Regions from separate parts of the Homo sapiens genome. Here region 1 is linked to region 2. A link is an interaction called in ENCODE POLR2A ChIA-PET data of the cell type or tissue named here. Cell type or tissue: A673. All regions are shown on one strand. Links, peaks and the distances in the headings refer to the core of each region. The heading gives the core; the rest is flanking DNA.

The links. ChIA-PET counts read pairs that join two places held together with the same protein. Peaks named below come from ENCODE experiments on the same cell type or tissue, not always from the same donor. Only the 100,000 strongest peaks of a DNase experiment are listed, where the experiment ranks them.
Region 1: POLR2A ChIA-PET joins it to region 2 with 5 read pairs; 2 of 35 experiments call an interaction of 5 or more read pairs at or near these places.

The regions. Positions count from the first base shown.
Region 1 is chr15:46,497,732-46,500,648 of GRCh38, reverse strand. No RefSeq gene overlaps it. Among named protein-coding and RNA genes, the nearest start is that of SQOR, 860 kb to the right of the region's middle. In A673, for the core only: no CTCF peak of the experiment used is centred there; no DNase peak of the experiment used is centred there.
Region 2 is chr15:46,406,891-46,409,807 of GRCh38, reverse strand. No RefSeq gene overlaps it. Among named protein-coding and RNA genes, the nearest start is that of SQOR, 770 kb to the right of the region's middle. In A673, for the core only: no CTCF peak of the experiment used is centred there; a DNase peak (open chromatin) is centred at 1,337.

The sequences.
Region 1 (2,917 bases), core at 175-2,674, 91 kb before region 2:
AGGAATACCAGTGAGTTTTGTACATTGATTTTATGTCCTGAAACTTTGCTGATATTGTTTATCAACTGAAGTATTTTTGGGACTGAGACTATGGGGTTTTCTAGATATAGAATCAAGTCATCTTCAGAAAGGGATAGTTTGATTTCCTCTTCTCCTACTTGGATGCCCTTTATTTCTCTCTCTTCCCTGATTGCTCTGGCTGGGACTTCCAATACTATGTTGAACAGGAGTGATGTGAGAAGGCATTCTTTTCCAGGGCTGGTTTTCAAGCAGAATGCTTCCAGCTTTTGCCCATTCGGTATGGTGTTGACTGTGGGTTTGTCAGAGATGGGTCTTATTATTTAGAATATGTTCCTTCAATACCCAGTTTACTGAGAGTTTTTAACATAAAGGAATGGTAAATTTTATCAAAAAAAAGTGTTGAATTCTCACATCATATAAGACATTGTGTTCCCTCTTGGCATTTATGATGCTAATTCATCTTCATAATAACCCAATGGTTTGAATACTTATTATTTTCATTTTACTAATGGGAAAACTGAGACTTACAATTACATGCACACTAAATTTAGACTCTGCTTTCTGAGTTGATAAACCTTCAGAAGCGCCTTCCCTTTAAAAGCCTATGTTAGCTTCCCTCCGATTCCAGCAGCAGCAGAACTGAGACATAAATAGAAGGAAAGACTCAGGGACTTGTGAGGGTTCCCAGATACAATCCTTAGGGCTAAGTATACATCAGCAGGTCAAGTAATGTATTTGTGACTTGAGCACCAGCCTCTCTTGAGCTGTAGGATATCAAAAAAGCCCTGACCACGATGGTGGCTTGCAGCAGGGAGCTCTTCATCCCGCTTAAAAAGCAATATACTTGGACCATAAATTCTTAACATCCAGATTTTGTTTGCTACTTTTTTTTTTTTTTTTTTTTTTGAGACGGAGTTTCGCTCTGTCGCCCAGGCTAGAGTGCAGTGGCGCGATCTCGACTCACTGCAAGCTCCGCCTCCCGGGTTCACGCCATTCTCCTGCCTCATCCTCCCGTGTAGCTGGGACTACAGGCGTGCGCCACCATGCCCGGCTAATTTTTGTATTTTTTTTTTTTAGTAGAGACGGGGTTTCACCGTGTTGCCAGGATGGTCTCGATCTCCTGACCTCGTGATCCGCCCGTCTCGGCCTCCCAAAGTGCTGGGATTACAGGCGTGAGCCACCGCGCCCGGCCTTGTTTGCTACTTTAAAATGTCTCTTCTTCTTGCTATGTGGCAGAACAGTATGAAAGATGTGTTTCCATCTTTGTGTCTTGTTGTCTTTAGATTGCTACCACGTGTAGAATCATATCTGGGCCTGTCTATTTTATGTTATCCTAAGGTCTTTTGGTTTTAAACATTTCTCTTTGAATTACCACTTTAGCAGAGAAGGGCCAATCACCCAGTGGATGGATGGCTCAGTTTTGTTGTACTCTTTTCTATACAGTATTATGTTCTAGTCTTATTTTAACACTTCAACCTGAAAAGAAGGAAAAAATATGCCTTTACTACTTCTTTCTTTCTTTATCCTTTACTACTTCCCCAAAGGAAGGAGAGGCTGAAGTGACTGGTCAGAACTCAGTATTGAATGTCATTTAAAAGGCATCCAATCATCAGTGGGATTTTGCTTCCAGCTTTTGCCCCCGGGTGCAGCATTCACTCTTCTGTGTCGGTGATGCAGGTGCAGGCATACCCTGAGCAGAGCCACCAGCCTCCTCACACTTGCAGTTCCATCTCAGATTGGGGGATGGTGTGTGATGCATACTTCCCAATCTTGTCCATGTGACCTGTAGGGGAAGTAGATTCAGAGTCGTCTCCACAAACTGCACAAATGGAAAGGAGTAGGGCCATCTACTTTGGCTTACAGGCTCATTGTCTCTGAAGGAAAAAAAAACATGTATATATACATATATCTCTCTAGAAAAGTCCTACACCTACACCTGTTTGTATAAAAGATGTTAGGGCCAGGCACAGTGGCTTACGCCTGTAATGCCAGCACTTTGGGAAGCCAAGGCAGGGGGATCATTTGAGTCTCTACAAAAAAAATTAAAATAGAAGGTGTGGCTGGTAAAAAATAAGGTTGGTCCTTTATTTCCCACTTGCTTATTTTTCATTTTCTTTTGTTGTTGTTGTTGTTGGTGGTGTGTGTGTGACTATCAACCCCAGAAAGCTGTAATGATATATAATAGGATTTCAGTGTCAAAACTCCACCTTTGCATGCATAACAACTCATATTTCTTTTCTCTATCTTGTAACACTCCAGAGATAGAGGGAAGAGGAGAGGTATTCAGAAAAAGGGCAGGGATTTGAAGAGACAGAGGGTAATTCTCAACTCAGCCTTTAAACCAAGATGTTTCCTTCAGCTCAGCCACCCAGGTTCCTTCCTTCCCTTGGCAGATGTGGCAGATATTGCTAGTTGCCCACCAAAGTCTTTGCTCTCCAAAGTCTTAGCTGACCCCTGTGCAGTTAACTAGAGACTCCACCTCTTCCAGCCCCGCTGTGGCCAGGTGATGGAGCCCTATGGCATATGGGCCACTTCTGGATCTTGCTCTTATGTGGAGCAAGTCTGCTTTCTCCTTGTCACTCTCCTCTGCCACTGGCTGGCATGCAGGTATGATGGCAGAGGGAGGTGCCTGGGATCCAGAGATCAAGCGTATTTTGAGAAGAATAGAGCTTCCCTGGCAGCCTTGAACTTCTTATGTTTAAATATTATGTGAAAAAAGTAAGTTTTTATAATCTTTAAGCCATTGTGTCTTGTATTTTTTTTTGTTGCATTAGTTTGGAGTCTACCCCAACTAGTACAAGTAAAGGGGTTCTTCAGTAACCTGGCCTACTCTTTTTCCTTGCATTTCCTTTACCCCAGTCCCACATTACACAGATTCTAGTTCACAACATAGTTT
Region 2 (2,917 bases), core at 191-2,690:
GAGAAGGACAGCGCTTTCTAAAGTTGCCCGGGAGTTGGCAAGGTCTGTCTGAAGACCTTGGGAAACACAGGGATGCAGGTGATGCCTGGGAGAGACCCACTTTGGTCTGTGTAAAGTTCCATAAAGGGAGTCTCCCAAATACGCAGGACAGCAAGCAGCTGGTCCAGTAGCACCTCTGGTTTGAAATAGTTTTAAAAAGATCATGAGCTGCAGGAATGAGATATATCTTAGATGCCCTAGGAATAAAAAAAAGTATAGCCATGATTAGTATTTCAGTGTATGTTTCCTGAATGATAGATGCAGAAAAAAGAGCAGAGCAATGGGTGTTTCTCTTTTCTTCATGATGATAGAGAGTACATGAGCCTTGTACATTGTTGTGTGTGTGTAATGTGTGTGTGCATCCATGTACAGAGTTATATCTGGTGCCGGGGTGAGTTGATAAAAAAATAAGCTATCACTCCTAACTTCAGTGGATTTTCAGGAAGAGAAAAAGAGTATTAGAGTTGTATGACTATAGTAAGGGGCAAATACAAATTTCGTACTGATGAGTACCATGTAAGAGAAACAAAGCGCTCTGGGGGTTTAACCCTGGAGGAGATCATATTTCATCAAGTGAAATGAGGAAAGGCTTTATGGTAGACATGGACTCTATGCTCAACCTAGATGTGTGGGGAGGATTTCAACATATGGAGAAAGGGGATGGAAAAAGGGCATTCCACTAATCGGGCAGAGGGAGGACAAACATGTCCATGTGGGAAAGTGCAGAACATGCTGGTAGAACAATGTGGATTAACTGAAGCATCCCATTCTTATAGAAAAATAGTAAAAGATAAGAATGAACAGTCATCTTGGGGCCATATTAGGAAAAGCCTTAAATGTTAGGCTGAGTGTTTGGTTTTTAACTAAATAGAGAGTAAAGAATCTTTGAAGATTTTTAACATAAGAAGTGATATAATTGAAAATGCATTTTTCAGAAATAATGGGATATATTAGAAGGAGATTGGAAGCTGAAACCCATGAGACTAACTTTTCTAGTCATCTAATCAAAATGTAACAAATCTCTTATATTAGGATTGTAGAAGTGGAAATAGTAAAAAAAGAAAAAGTTTGCAGAAACTCTGAAAGTAGAATCTACAGACTTGACCACTCGTCGGATGTGCCTGGCAAGAGGGAGAAAATAGTCAGAGATGGTGCCTGGATTTCAGGCCCAGGAGATTAGAATAATAATGTTGTCATGGAGAGACAAGAAAGTCTGGAGTCTTGGAAAATGTTGAGTTTATTTTGGAGTGCATTTGGAGTGTACTAGCTAGAAACAATTAGAAATGCTCAGCAGGCAGCTAAATTACAGGAAATAGGCCAGGGCTAAGATATGGAATTGGGAGTCCTTTACTTAGCAAATTGTTAGCAAGTCATTTATTTAGAAAATCCACTATGTGCCAGGCATTGTATGATGTACTGGGATTACAAAGGTAAACAAGATTCATGGCTTCTGATATCTAAGAGCACTTACAGTCTGCTGAGTGATGCAGACAGGTGAACCCACCAGTCTCCTGCAAACTGATAATTGTTTGGGGTAAGAGAGATAAACACAGGGTGTTATGGCATCCAGAGGAGTTTCAGAACATGTTACTTACACTGTGGGGTCAGGGAATGATCCCAGAGACAAGTGACCTCTAAGTGGCAGGAGATCGAGGCAGTGAATTGGGAAGAGCATCCCCATGCAGTGTGGAAGCTCAGCTTAGAGTGACAGCAAGGTACAAATGGGCAGAAAATAGAAGATGAAAAATAGTAAGAGAGAAGGCTGGAAAGATGAAGCCAATTATTCAGAGCCTTAAGGTTACATTAAGGAATGTAGACTCTATCCAGAGAATCATAGGAAGTCGCTGACTGGTGTTATCCTAGTTTAATTTTGTAAAAATTGCTCTGCAACAATGTAGGAATAGAAAGAAGGAGGAAAAACACAGGGCAGTGAGATTCAGGAGACCTGGTCTTGAATAGTATCAATGTGGACTGAGAAATATGAATTGACTCAAAAGATAGAGGTACAAGTCTTCATGATTTCTTTTGTGGAGTAGGGGTAGTGGGAGAGAAGGGTCAAGAAAAACATCTAGTTTCTTCTTGGCTACAAGGTGGTTGGTGTTACCATTCACTAAGTAACGAATACAAAAGTAGCTAGGAATAGTGTTTGTGTGTGTGTATGGGTGTGTGTTTAATTTGATTTGTAGGAAGAGACCCGGTCTTGTGATGCTAAATTAGAGATTATATTTAAAGGGAGATGTCCAGTGGGCAGTTGAATATGTGTTTGATGGGTATAAGAGAGGTCAAGTCTGAGGCTACAAATTTTGAAGGCATTATCATATAAATGAAAAGTGGAACCTCAGAAGAGTATGTACTTACTAGACACATTCCCAGGCAAATACAGGAAAGTGCCAAGATATATCCCTGAAGAATATCCATATTTAAGGGATAGGATGAGAAGGAAGAGACAACAACAAAGGCTGGGACACTTTTACCAGAGAGGTAGGGGGAAACCAGAAGACAGTCTGTGTTCTAAAATACAAAGAAGGAATGTATCAACTAGGACAATGGGTTAACTGTAGTAAACATTGCCAAGAGGTCAGTGGAGAAGCCTGTATTGAATATAATGGAAAGGAATCATTAGTGTCTTAGGCAAGAGCAGTTTCTGTGGGCAGGGAGGAGAGAGGTCAAGATGTAGTAGGTTGCCACAGTGAAGATTCTAAAAGGTCAGGGAGCTTCAGTGGGACTGGTCTATTAGCTATGCCAGAAAGTTGAGTGGTGAGAACATAGGCCAGACAGCAAGGGTGAGAACTGAGCAAGTTGGTGGGGTGAGAAGGAGGTGGAAGAAAGGTGTGGGGACCACTTGCTCTAGAAATTCCGGGGGGAAAACAAGGACAAA